Regions from separate parts of the Mus musculus genome. Here region 2 is linked to region 1. The links are chromatin loops, found by intact Hi-C in ENCODE. Cell type or tissue: heart. All regions are shown on one strand. Links, peaks and the distances in the headings refer to the core of each region. The heading gives the core; the rest is flanking DNA.

Evidence for each region. Peaks named below come from ENCODE experiments on the same cell type or tissue, not always from the same donor. Only the 100,000 strongest peaks of a DNase experiment are listed, where the experiment ranks them.
Region 2: it touches region 1 in a loop (3-fold over the local background); 2 of 42 quality-filtered maps call a loop at or near these places.

What each region holds. Positions count from the first base shown.
Region 1 is chr13:60,756,716-60,763,356 of GRCm38, forward strand. Dapk1 (death associated protein kinase 1) reads left to right here. Exons shown (of 26, transcript NM_029653.3): 25 at 634-822; 26 at 3,920-6,476. The coding sequence ends at 5,152. Among named protein-coding and RNA genes, the nearest start is that of BC051665, 26 kb to the right of the region's middle. In heart, for the core only: a CTCF peak has its summit at 2,629 (motif pointing right); no DNase peak of the experiment used is centred there.
Region 2 is chr13:61,162,399-61,169,039 of GRCm38, forward strand. It overlaps Ctsr (cathepsin R), which reads right to left and starts at 1,790. Exons shown (of 8, transcript NM_020284.1): 1 at 1,733-1,790; 2 at 707-843; 3 at 283-405; 4 at 44-193. The coding sequence starts at 832. In heart, for the core only: no CTCF peak of the experiment used is centred there; no DNase peak of the experiment used is centred there.

The sequences.
Region 1 (6,641 bases), core at 1,392-3,891:
CCCCAGCTTTGCTTTTTATAAAGTAAGGAGTTGAGTTAAGGTGACATAAGAAGAATTTTGTGTAATTAATGATGTGATGCCTAGACGGTTCCCAATTAGGATCGTGTGGAATTATAGGACTGTGAAGTATATGCTGGCCTGCTTTATCACCTTGATAGGTAAAACACCAATTTTAAGCCAATTGCTAACTATTGGTCTAATGATACTGCATCAGCGGATCCTGTGAATCCACTCTGACGTTGATAAAATTCTCATTTTTCTGCCTCACTCTGCATAACCTTACTGTTTCTGACTAAGATGATTACCTAACTCGTGAGGAGGGAGGAAGGGAGTAGAGATAGAAGCTGGAGGCAGGGGAGGTATGAGTGAAGCATTAGGCACCGGTGAACGTTAGCTGAGTTCCTAGTTCCTAAAATATAGCTGCAAGGACTGTTCATCTCTTGCACATAAGATCACTACCACCCCCTCCCTGCCTAAAGACAACACTAGTCATTAACCCAGTACTGAGCCAGTAAATCGCCAATCTCTTCCCCTCTTCCTCCGGGTATGTGCTGCGTGGATGAATACCGTCGCTCACGGTTCTTAGAGCTTCACAGTTGTGCAGTGGCTAACCTGTCCCACCTGTGTGTCTAGGGGTGTTCGCCCATGACTCACCTGTGCGAGAAGATCATCTCCACGCTGCCCTCCTGGCGGAAGCTCAACGGGCCAAACCAGCTGATGTCGCTGCAGCAGTTTGTGTATGACGTGCAGGACCAGCTGAACCCCCTGGCCTCTGAGGATGACCTCAGGCGCATTGCACAACAGCTACACAGCACGGGCGAGGTGAGGCCTGGGGGTGGGTGAGCCCTGCCTGCCAAAGGGTCCTGCTACGTATAATATCTCATCATAGGAGGCTCTCTTCATCCTGCCAAGTCATACGGAATTTCTGCTCTCTTCCTCTCCTCCTTAGTGTTAGCTCAGAGTCTGGGCTGGGTGTTTCAGGGTTTGGGGTCTTTTATTCAAGAACTTGAAAGGAAGGCTTTTTGGTTGTTACAAGGAGGAGAAACTTGGTTCCAGTGTGTGTGTGTGTGTGTGTGTGTGTGTGTGTGTGTGTGTGTGTAAGAGAGAGAGAGAGAAAGAGAGAGAGAGAGAGAGAGAGAGAGAGAGAGAGAGAGAGAGAAAGAAAGTGTGTGTGTAGCTTGATGGAGGTTGGGGTCCTAGGATGTTAGGATGTTAACAGGCAGCTACATGCATTGTTTGGAGTGTTGTGTGTGTGCACAGGTCATTCAGATAAGGGTCTCAGGCTACCAGTTGCATTATTAGAACTGAGATGTGTGCAAACCTCGCATCAGGTGGAACAACTATTGCCCATGTATGTCTGCCTTAGGTCTGCTGTGCTGGTTTATCTGTGTGTTTGTTTGTTTTGCTGATGTCTTCTAGATCCTGTCAGTGAGTTAGTTAGTTAGTTAGTTAGTTATTCTTGTCTTGAGTTACTACCTCTCTGTTGTCCCCTCAGACACCCTCTACCTCCCTGTTCTTCCTGGCAGCCTTAGGCTGGCTGCTCTGAGGTAACTGAGCAGCTCTGGCTCCAGAAATGGTCCTGGGTTGACAAATACTGAGACAGTTCCACAAGCAGTCTTCATGGCGATGGTCTCTGTGGATAATAAGACACTCCGATGTGGACTGTGGACAGTAAGACACTCCCATGTGCATGGTGCCCCTAAGTCAGGACCATGCATTTAATGACCCCCCTCAGCAAGCAACACCCACCAAAAATGACAGAAATTGGAGTCTTTGCTCTTGGTTGTGGAAGACTTATTCCAGCATGGAAGCTCTGTTTTAATGCATTGTATGCCTGTCCCCAGAAGTGGCATAGCCATTCCCTCCTTCCTCCTATGAAGTCAAGTGGCTGCATGGACTAGGCTGGGCCAAGAGCAGCAGCTGTGATTATTAACAATTAAAAGCAGTTCTGAGAATCCTGAAAACCAGAAGCTGGGTTTGTTGGTTTCGGGTGCCAGCTCAAAGCCTATTGTTTATCTTGTTTAATTTTATTTTGTTGTTTATTTTTTGGAACTAATACTCAAGCTAGAGCTAGTGGCCCAGAAGGACCTCAGGCAGTGATGTCAGCCTTTAAACTCCAAGTCTACTGCCAGCTGATTGGCTGACTGACTAGCAGTACTATAAAGCAGCTGAATTCAAGGAAGGAGACCGGTGGAGCCAAAGCCAGAAACAAAAAGGTGTCTTCCCCATAAAAATAAGCTTTCTCCTTTGACAGGATTCTCTTACCTACTAGGTCTTGACCAGACATTTTTCTAAGCTATGACATATAACCTTCTTAATAGTCATATCACATTCCCTCTCTCCTTGAGCAGGAGACTTTAAGAAATAAAGATTGGAAGAAAGAGGGAAGAGCAAAGGAAGCGTCAGCGATGTGGACCAGTTCTGCACAGCTGGAGCCTGGTTAAGAACTGCAGCTCCTTAGCTTCCTCCTCCACGGGTCAAGCTTTGTTCTTATCGACCATAAAGAAATAGCAATAGTTAGCTTGAAGTGGCAAAGGGGGATCCACTGAGTCAATGCCTTGGAGAAAGTGGACCATCTCCTGGGGAAGTTACCTCTGAGGCTTAAAAATGAAGGCAGTAGAGTGCCATGGCCAGCAGGTGGCACCAGAGCCCCCTGCCGGGAAAGTCCGCTCAAGAGAACTTTAATTCATGGAATATCCTGAAAGGGCCCAGAAGGAAAAAGCGATTTCTATCTCAGTTTTGTTTTCTTCTCACATTTCCTCCTCCAACTTTTGTTCTGTTAAATAAATAGATACACTGGTCGCTGTCTGGTGTTCCCTCTTTCAGGTGAAGGGTTCAACTGCCCCTGTTCATCACAGGGGCAAACTTAAAAAACAAAAAACCTTACATCATATTTTTAAAAAGTAAGTGACTTAAACTTTACATTTTATTGGTATGGTAGTTACAATATCCTGAACATTTTGGGGGTGGGGATTCCATTGCCATGAATTACGTGTGTCATGGGACTAGCCCTCAGAAAGACGAGGTCCAGTTGAGACCACATAGTGACACCTTGTCTCAGACAAACTACAGACACTACTATGAATCCTCGTGTCCTCAAATCTCAGCTGACATTGACTGATTATTTGCATTTTGATTCCTTCGTGTCCTTTCTCTCATCCTTTTCGTTGATTTTGTGCCATTACCCATAAACCATTCTCTCCATAGACAAGATTGTTCTCACACAGAACTCAATAAAACACATGTCCACAACTCAGAAACAGCCTGACTCAGGACAGTGGGGAAGCTTACTGTCTTCTCATGGGAGTTTCTGTTTACCCTGAAAATCTCTCTTGATAGCTGCTTTTATTCATTTGTGTGTGAGTGTGTATGTGTGTGTGTGTGTGTTTCTTCTAGATTCCACCTCAGACTCCATCAGAAGCCAACCTTTTCATTCTCTCATCTTTCCTCCTTTCCAAGTCTCCCTTCATTTTTTTTGCTTATTGCTTTGGTTGGTTGCTCTTGTTTCTATCTTTAACATATTTTCAATTTTTACCTTTATGGGAATTTGCTTCTGAGAAACTCTCCTCTGACATTCCTGAACCAGTGTCGATCAGGGGTCTGGTTTGTTTGTTTTGTTTTGTTTTTGTTTTTCCGTTAATTAATAATTTATTACTTTATATCCCAATCGCAGCCCCTTTCTCCTTGCCCCACCCTCACAAGCCCCGCCTCCCATTCTCCTTTCCCTTTCTCCAAGAAGGGGGAGCTGGGCCCCCTCCTCCCAGAACCAATCCACACTGTCACATCCTCTCCGACTGAGGCCATGGATCCGTCCCTCACTGAGTCTTCTTGGGATTCCCCCGCTGAGCTCTGGGTTATGAGTGCCTTTGGCCTGGGTTTCCTTTCTGTCTGATGACTCTGAGTTGTCCCCCTCTGGCAGATAAACATCATGCAGAGTGAGACAGTGCAGGACGTGTTACTGCTGGATCCTCGATGGCTCTGCACCAACGTCCTGGGGAAGCTGCTGTCTGTGGAGACGCCCCGAGCCCTGCACCATTACCGGGGCCGCTACACCATGGAAGACATCCAGCGTCTGGTCCCAGACAGTGACGTGGAGGAGCTGCTGCAGATACTGGATGCCATGGACATCTGCGCCCGAGACCTGAGTAGTGGGACTATGGTGGATATCCCTGCTCTGATCAAAACAGACAGCCTGCAGCGCTCCTGGGCGGATGAGGAGGATGAGGTGATGGTGTACGGTGGGGTGCGCATTGTCCCTGTAGAGCACCTCACCCCCTTCCCCTGTGGCATCTTTCACAAAGTTCAGGTCAACCTGTGCCGATGGATCCACCAGCAAAGCGCGGAGGGTGATGCGGACATCCGTCTGTGGGTGAGCGGCTGCAGGATCGCCAACCGCGGGGCTGAGTTGCTGGTGCTGCTGGTCAATCACGGTCAGGGCATCGAGGTACAGGTGCGTGGCCTGGAGACGGAGAAGATTAAGTGCTGCCTGCTGCTGGACTCGGTGTGCAGCACCATCGAGACCGTCATGGCCACCACCTTGCCAGGGTTGTTGACGGTGAAGCACTACCTGAGCCCCCAGCAGCTAAGGGAGCACCACGAACCGGTCATGGTCTATCAGCCCCGGGACTTCTTCCGTGCGCAGACCCTGAAAGAGAGTTCCCTTACCAACACCATGGGTGGGTACAAGGAGAGCTTCAGCAGCATCACGTGCTTTGGGTGTCATGACGTCTACTCACAGGCCAGTCTTGGCATGGATATCCATGCGTCAGACCTGAGTCTCCTGACCCGGAGGAAACTGAGTCGCCTGCTTGACCCACCCGACCCCATGGGGAAGGACTGGTGCCTTCTGGCCATGAACTTGGGCCTCCCAGACATGGTGGCCAAACACAACGTCAACAACAGGGCTTCTAGGGATTTCCTCCCTAGCCCAGTGCATGCCTTGCTACAGGAATGGACCTCCTACCCTGAGAGCACGGTGGGCATCCTTATATCCAAACTTCGGGAGCTGGGGCGCCGGGATGCTGCGGACTTTTTACTGAAGGCCTCCTCTGTGTTCAAGATCAACCTTGATGGCAATGGCCAGGAGGCCTATGCCTCAAGCTGTAACAGTGGCACGTCCTACAATTCCATTAGCTCAGTGGTGTCCCGGTGAGGGCAGCCTTGGCTTGGGTAGGGTCTTTATGGACTGAGATGCAAGGGCGGAGGGGAGGGGAGGGGGCAGTGCACCCTTCTCAGGGCAGATTCCCACACATTCTTTATGCTCCTGAAGACACCCTCCACCCCGTCCTCTGCTTCCCAATCTCCATCTCCCTCCCTGTCACACATCCCCCAGTCAAGAGCAGACCGTATCCTTCACTTTGGTCATTTGGGATGCTAGAGCCCTTCCTGTCAGTGTTTTGGACTCCATCTCTTGTCCTCTAATACCTTGCTTATTACTGATAATTTTATTGAGATTCCAAACTTTTCGATGAAAACAATTTAACTCCTTTATTGATTATCCTTATCAAAAAAGAAAAAAAAAAAAGAAAAAGAAAGGAAGAAATAAGGAAAGAAAGAAAGACACACATTTATCCATAATGTGTATTTCTTATCCTTTTCTCTGCTGTACCAGCCCCTCAGCTTATCTCTTTTATATTTGTAGGAGAGACTCCCATGCTTGGACCCCACTGTATGATTTATAAACAGACAATATGTGAGTGCCTTTTGCAGAAGAGGGTGTGTTGAATCATCTGAGTCAGACCGGAGCTGCCACCAAGGAAACGCTACCTCTCTGTCCCTTGCTGTGTGCTGATCATCGCCAGAGGTGCTTCACTCTGACTTGTTGGTTTTGGATTTTTTTCTTTCTTTCTTTCTTTTTCTAGGGAGGGGGCTCTGTGTTTCATTTGGCAAGGAAAGAGGAGAAAGGAGTCCTCCCCAGAGTGTTCATGGCCAGTGTTGCTGTAAGAAGACAATTTTGGTTGCTTTTGTCAAAAGATCCGTGTGAACACGCACATGAGACCTACAGACGGTCACGCTCCCTCACTCCCTCCCTTCTCAGGTAGAAGGTTGACATAGTGTAGGGCTACAGAGACCTGTGTTAAGAATTCCGAAGACCCCCCCCCCCCCATGTGTAACCCATGCCAGTCCGTTATTGTTGGTGCATAGCAGGTTGGTTCTACGCTGAGATCCTGGTTTGGTCACTTCCCATACTTGAAGTCAGAGAGAAAGGAAATAGAGGGAACGAGTTTTTCTTGGGGGTGACCAAGATTGTGATTGAATTCTAAATCAGTGTGAGGGAAAGTGTTTTAATTCTTCTGTCCTGAGAAGCATGTCATGTTACCATATCATCTGTACATATATATATGCACTATGTATATACATATATATTGATACTGGTATTTTTACTTAATCTATAAGATGTCGTAAAATAATTAAGTTTGGGTTTTTTTTTCTCTCTTCTTTGGTTTTATAAATAAACGGTTGCTTATTGCACTTGATTGTCTAGTCCTTGATTTGAAAGAAGTTGTACTCTTTGTCGAATGCAGGACCAGATATAATCTAATCTTCAGGATGTGGCAAGCACTGCCTGGGTACTTATTTATTTATAAAACTAGTTTTGGCAGAGGGAATACCAAGGGCTTGGGTGATTTTCATCTTTGTTC
Region 2 (6,641 bases), core at 1,613-4,112, 410 kb after region 1:
TTTCAACACAGTTTAAGAGGATGGGAATGTAACACCTTCATACCTGTCTCCGTACAGGAGTCACATATCCTTTCTTTCGCCAATCGACAAATTTGGGGAGAATACTGCCAGCTTCCCGTTTCATGATACTTTTCCCCTCTCTGTGAGTCCAAACTGAAATTTCAATCATCATTTTCCTGAATTCTTCATCAGTCTTCAAGGAGAAGTACATAGTTATTAAAAAAAACCACCTTATAAAGTACTAATGAGAGCACAGTGTGAAGCAATCCATGCCACACTCACCTGGTCACCAAATTCATTCATTTTCATGGTGAAGCCATTCTTACCCAGGCTGTTCTCCCTGTTGTGTAGTTTGATCATTTTCAATTTTTCTTCCCAAACCACTCTCTTCAGTTTTTCTTCCTTCTAGAAATGAGTGTAATGAGTATTATTCTTTCTGATTAAACTCCTTCTTAATCTGCCCTTGTGGACTAGCTGCTGCAGGTGAATAGAGTCCATAGAGAGGGATCAAAAACCCTATATCCAGGCATCTACCAAGGGGAATCTGACCACCCTGTTCTACCAGTGGTTGTGATTAGATAAGTTCTTAATGGTGGTGGGCTTTTTTGGGGGGGCATGGAACTGTGACATCTCATGTGCTTTAACACTTGCAACAGCAATGACAATTCACTCTTAGGCCCTTCTGGACAGTTTTCACATTACCAACCAGGCTATATGATTTGTTATACTTTATCTTCCAGTCTTGCCATTCAGCATCCAAACTTGAATCAAGTACTGGAACACCTGAGGCCACTCCCAAATACAGGAAGGCTATGAAGACAACAGCAGCCATGTCTCAAGTACCTGGAGAGGGGAGAAAACTTAAGATATAGCTACACACAGACTTTTAAAAATGCCCTTTTCTCTCTTTTCTGCAAAAAGAAGCCATTAGTTGATAAAATTCTTTGAACTATACCTCCAAATACATTTCCAAGATTATGGAAAAGGCTAAGGATATGTTTGATCTAAATCATTCACTGGTGGTTATGAGATTCAATGAAAACTGAAGAGCCCATGGTGTACTGTATGTTACTAATTCAGAAAGATCTACCTATCCGTGAGATTCAGAAGCTTAAAAGAAAAGAAAAGAGAAGAGAAGAGAAGAGAAGAGAAGAGAAGAGAAGAGAAGAGAAGAGAAGAGAAGAGAAGAAAGAAAAACAATAACAAAAACCACAACAACAAACCATGAACTTAGGATATCACTAACTCATGATCTCTACTCAGACAAGCTTCTATTATTTGATATTGGATTCTAATTTTACATTGATGGCAAAGTTCAGGCCACACATCCTATCTCTTCCTTATCTACAGTAGGTATTGAGCTTGTCTTAAACTCTTGTTGCTTAAATAAAAAATTGTATGATGTCTTCTATTAGGATTTGGGAAGAATCACAGGAATCTTTCTGTCCTATACGTGGGATTATGCAACCAAACTCCATGGCCACTACCTCCATTAGAATAGTGTCCTATGGAAAATCATAGAAGCCAGACAGTGGTGGCAAGCACCTTTAATACCTTCCTTCCTTCCTTCCTTCCTTCCTTCCTTCCTTCCTTCCTTCCTTCCTTCCTTCCTTCCTCCCTCCCTCCCTCCCTCCCTCCCTCCCTTCCTCCCTCCCTCCCCCCCCTCTTTTTTTCTTTCTGTCTCCCCTTCATGGCCACTTCAGATTCTGCCTTGGTAGGGGCATGATCTCACCTGAGGTGACTGCCTCTGCCTCAATCCACTCCACAGACTCAACTCTTCAAAAGTTGCTGAAGTCTCTGGACCTATCCCAGCAACACCTCTCTCTGGCTTTAAATCCCAAATATCTAAATAGTTGGCCCACCCCTCAACTCTGGCCTCTTTTGGATTGGCTGTGTTGGTGACTGGATTAAGCCTTCAGGCACTCCTACCTCAGGCTCTTTCTGAGATATAATCTCAGACTGTATCTCTGGAGTGGGTGAGAGCTTCCTCTGTGGACTTTGAAACATTATTTTGTTAACCTTGTCTGAGAAAATTAGACAGCCTATACAGTAGACTTTGTAAGAGATTATACTGGTATTTTGCTTGCTGATTGTGTTTCCTAGCAAAGCTGAACTGTATTTTACCCTACACTTTATAATCGGGGGTTTGGTTACCATGCCTGGTTTGGACTTAGTCAGTACATTCTATTTTGTGTTTAGTCCACTACTATGGTTTGATCCTGTGAGAACACAGATCCTCGGATATTCTGTTTCCTTCTTTCAGGGTGGAACACAGCTGGACCGCATTAGAATATTTAGTAGACAGTGATTCAAAGAGGAAAGTGAAGTTTAAGGCTAAACTCTAAAACAAAAAGCAAATGGCCTGCTGTTAGGGATCTCTTGAAATTCTTTGCTTTTCTCTTGGAAATTAAATTGTGCTGCCATCTAGAGGCACCAGTTACTTAGCACTCTTCATTGTGGTAACACAGGCATCAACTGGAAGTTCTAATATTTACAGTTTTCAGGACACATCCTGGGGATCTCAGAGATACAACATTGTTTTGCAACCAGTACCAGGAGATATTTGAAAGGATTTACTCTTTGAGATATCTCCGAACACTAAATATTAATCGTATGCAGTCCATCCTCCTACTTTGGAATGTAATGCCCTACTGATTTCTCTGTGGGAATATTTGGCTAGTTCTTTTGGTTTAGTGTTTTTCCGAATACAAATCCTGATGGGTTATATTTCACCAGTATTGAGATGAGGAACAATTAAGAGATAAATTATCTAAAATAACAGCTAGCACATTTTTCTAATTTTTGTATCATATCATATGGCAAAAAGATACAATATTTGATTTGTTAATAGATTTGTTTTCATTTTCTGGCTTCCTCAGGTCAGGGAAGAAATACATGATACATATGGACCCTTTATACTAATCTTCCTAATGTACATAAAAGCCAAGACTAATTGAGAAGTTACTAAATGTAGTAGAGATAGAAAAGAATATTTCATGATGGTCACAAAAGATTATTTTACAGAATTTGAAAAAAAAAATCAAGTAGTGGCATCAGCTTTTCCTGTATTATTGTATATCCCTGAAGGCTCTGTTCAGCTCCTTTCTCTGTTTAGACTTTCTATTTATTTTGTTTTTCATTTATTAATATTTATTTTTATTAGATATTTTCTTCATTTAAATTTCAAATGCTATCCTCTTTCCTAGTTTTATTTATTCATTCTACATCCAGATCACAGCTCCCCTTCTTTCTTTCCTCCCAGTCCCACCATCACAAATGGGCCTTCCATTACTCCCTTGCCTTCTATGAGGAGAAGGGGATTTTTTTTTCATTCACTTTACCTTCTGATGACAGCTCTCCCCCCAATCTCAACCTTACAAACCCCTTTCCCCAATACCCCCTCCTTTCCCCTCAGAGAAGGGGAGACCTACCTTGAGTACCACCCCACCTGGTACATCTAGTCCTAGCCCATCCTATCTCACTGAGGACCAACCAGGCAGCCCAGGTAGCAGATGTGGTAACCAGTGGCAAGGAGCAGAGACTGAGACAGCACAAACTCCACTTGTTAGGGGACCAACATGAAGATCAAGCTGTACTTTTGCTAAAGATGAGTAGATAGTCTCTCTCCAGATCCTGCAGTTCCCTCTTTGGTGGTCAAGACTCTGTGAGGCCCCATGATCCCTGGCCAGTTGACTCTGTGGGACTTCTTATGTTGTCCTTGACCTATCCGACTTGTAAATGGCTATTCTACACTCTTCCACAAGACTTCCTGGGCTCTGTCTGGTGTTTGGCTGTGAGTTACTGCATCTGCCTTCCTCTGTTACTGGATGAAGCCTCTCAGGAGACAGTGATGCTGCATTCCTATTTTTAATTCATTCTGTTTCCTTCTTTCCCTCCCTCCCTCCCTCCCTCCCTCCCTCCCTCCCTCCTTTCCTCTCTCTCTCTCTCTCTCTCTCTCTCTCTCTCTCTCTCTCTCTCTCTCTCTCTCTCTCTCTCCCTCTCTCTCTCTTTCCTTCTTTCTTCTTTCTCTCCTCCTCCTTCTCCTCCTCCTTCTCCTTCTCCTCCTCCTCCTTCTCCTCCTCTTTCTTCTTTCTCCTTCTTCTTCCTCTTTTCTTCTTCTTCTTCTTCTTCTTCTTCTTCTTCTTCTTCTTCTTCTTCTTCTTCTTCTTCTTCTTCTTCTTCTGGTTCTTCTTCTTCCTCTCCTCCTCCTCCTTCTCCTTCTCCTCCTCCTCCTCCTCCTCCTCCTCCTCCTCCTTCTTTTCTTTACTTACATTTCAAATGTTATCAGCTTTCCAGGTTTCTCCTCCGGAAGCCTCCTATCCCATCCCCCTATCCCTGTCCCTATGAGGGTGCTCCCCAACCCACTCCTGCCTTTCTGCCTTAGCATTCCCCTACACTGGGACATCGAACCCCGACAGGACCAAGAGTCGCTCCTCCCACTGATATTCAACAAGGCCATCCTCTGCCACATATGCAGCCTGAGCCATGGGTCCCTCCATGTATACCCTTTGGTTGGTAGTCCAGTCCCTGGGAGCTTCGGGGGGGGGGGGTCTGGCTAGTTGATACTGTTGATCCCCACATGGGGCTGCAATCACACTCAGCTCCTTCAGTCCCTTCTCCCACTCCTTCTTCAGGGACCCAGAAGTCTATATTTGTCAGGTTCTTGCAGAGCCTCTCAGGAGACAGCCATGTCAGGCTCCCATCAGCAAGCACTTTCCTGTATCTGCAATAGCGTCCGGGTTTGGTGACTCTGCTATGCACTTTTAGCAGAATAATAGCAGTAAGATTTTTTTCCCAGACTTGTGACCGATCTTGTCTAAACTTTCCTTATTAACAATATTAGGTTTGGGATCCATTTCACAGAATGATCCCTTCATCCAGTAAAATGTAGTTGGTTACTGCCCTAACAGTTGTGACACTATTCCTCTAGTAGGTATATCTTATAGGGCAGTTAACCTTGTATCTCTCAGATTTTGTGTCAGAGTGATATTAATGATGACTTTCTCCTCAGGAAGCATGCAGAACACCTTCTACCATTATAATCCCTATAGCAGAAGCAAGGACATTTCCAGTGGAAAACCAGAAGTCCTTATACTCTATAACATAATATATGCAGTGTTTATGAACAAAGCCATATTCTGACTAATACCAAAGATATGTGAACCATTCTTAGCACTAGTGTGTTTATTTGCATACCAATGATATCTATTTGGAGTATTGTATCCCTCATTATAGGTTTCCTCCATTTAAATTTTTATGAATTTATTTTCATATACATCTACAATAGTTGATTTTCATATGGCTTTTCAAAAGTTTTTAGAGTAAGATGTTCCTAAACATAGGCCCTTCTCTGTCCACAGTAGAGGCTGTTTAAACCAGAGAAATCAATATACCATTATGTCCACAAATGATTAAAATGTATATTTTTTCAAAATAAATATATGCACAGTAATACTTGGCCATATTCAATTCAGAGTTCCAAGTGTTTGTTAATTCTGTCCATATCCTTGTATCATCTCTTGCATCTAATTGCAATTCTGACAAATCAGGGGGATACAAACAATAATTATTTTTTATCTGAGCACCATTCATATCTGATCAGGATCCTTCTCAAACTCTCCCAAGGTGAAATCTGGTCAACTTGTTTGCAGAAAGTTAATGTACATGTGATTAGTCCAAATTCCTTCACCTCAGATGATTCTGTTTATCCATAATATTATGCATCTAAGGAGGACCAACATTTTCCTTACATGGGTTTATGAAACAGTAAGACATCAACTTTAGTGAAAGTCATCCCTATGTGTATTTAAATGCTTCTTAATAAAGTCTTCCTAGTTATGATTCGGGGGGGGGGGTCTTAGAATAATTTTCTCTTAAAGAGCAGTTTATTTTGATATACTTCTAATGTTCCACCAGGAAATCAAGTACCTTCATAAATGGACATGACATTGTTTCAGAGATGTAGATTCTCATCCCAGTTGGCATGGGAAAACAGTCTTCTATCTTGTAGATGTGACCTCCTAGAGTTTGTCAAGCAAATCATGAATATCACAGATGAGAATAATAGATCTATGGCTCAGGTTCTCTTTATAATGGTTGCAGATATAATTTACATTGAACAATTGTCTTACCTAAGAAAGATAGTTGGCATCTCCCTCCATATACAACCTTTACTACTGTGTGTGAAAAACTAATCATATTAGGCAGCTTACTTCAAATGAGTGATATCAAATGGCTGAAAAACACCTAAAAAATGTTCAACATCCTTAGTCATCAGGAAAATGCAAATCACAATAACCCTAAGATTCTACCTCACACCAGTCAGAATGGCTAAGATCAAACCCTCAGGGGACAGCAGATGTTGGCAAGGATGTGGAAAAAGAAGAGCACTCCTCCATTGCTGATAGGATTGCAAGCTGGTACAACCACTCTGGAAATCAGTTTGGCAGTTCCTCAGAAAATTGAAATAATACTACCTGAGGACCCAGAAATACCACTTCTGGGCACATACCCAGAAGATGCTCTAACATGTAATAATGACACATGCTGAACTATGTCCATAGCAGCCTTATTTATAATAGGCAGAAGCTGGAAAGGATCAAGATGTCCCTCAACAGAGAAATGGATACAGAAAATGTGAT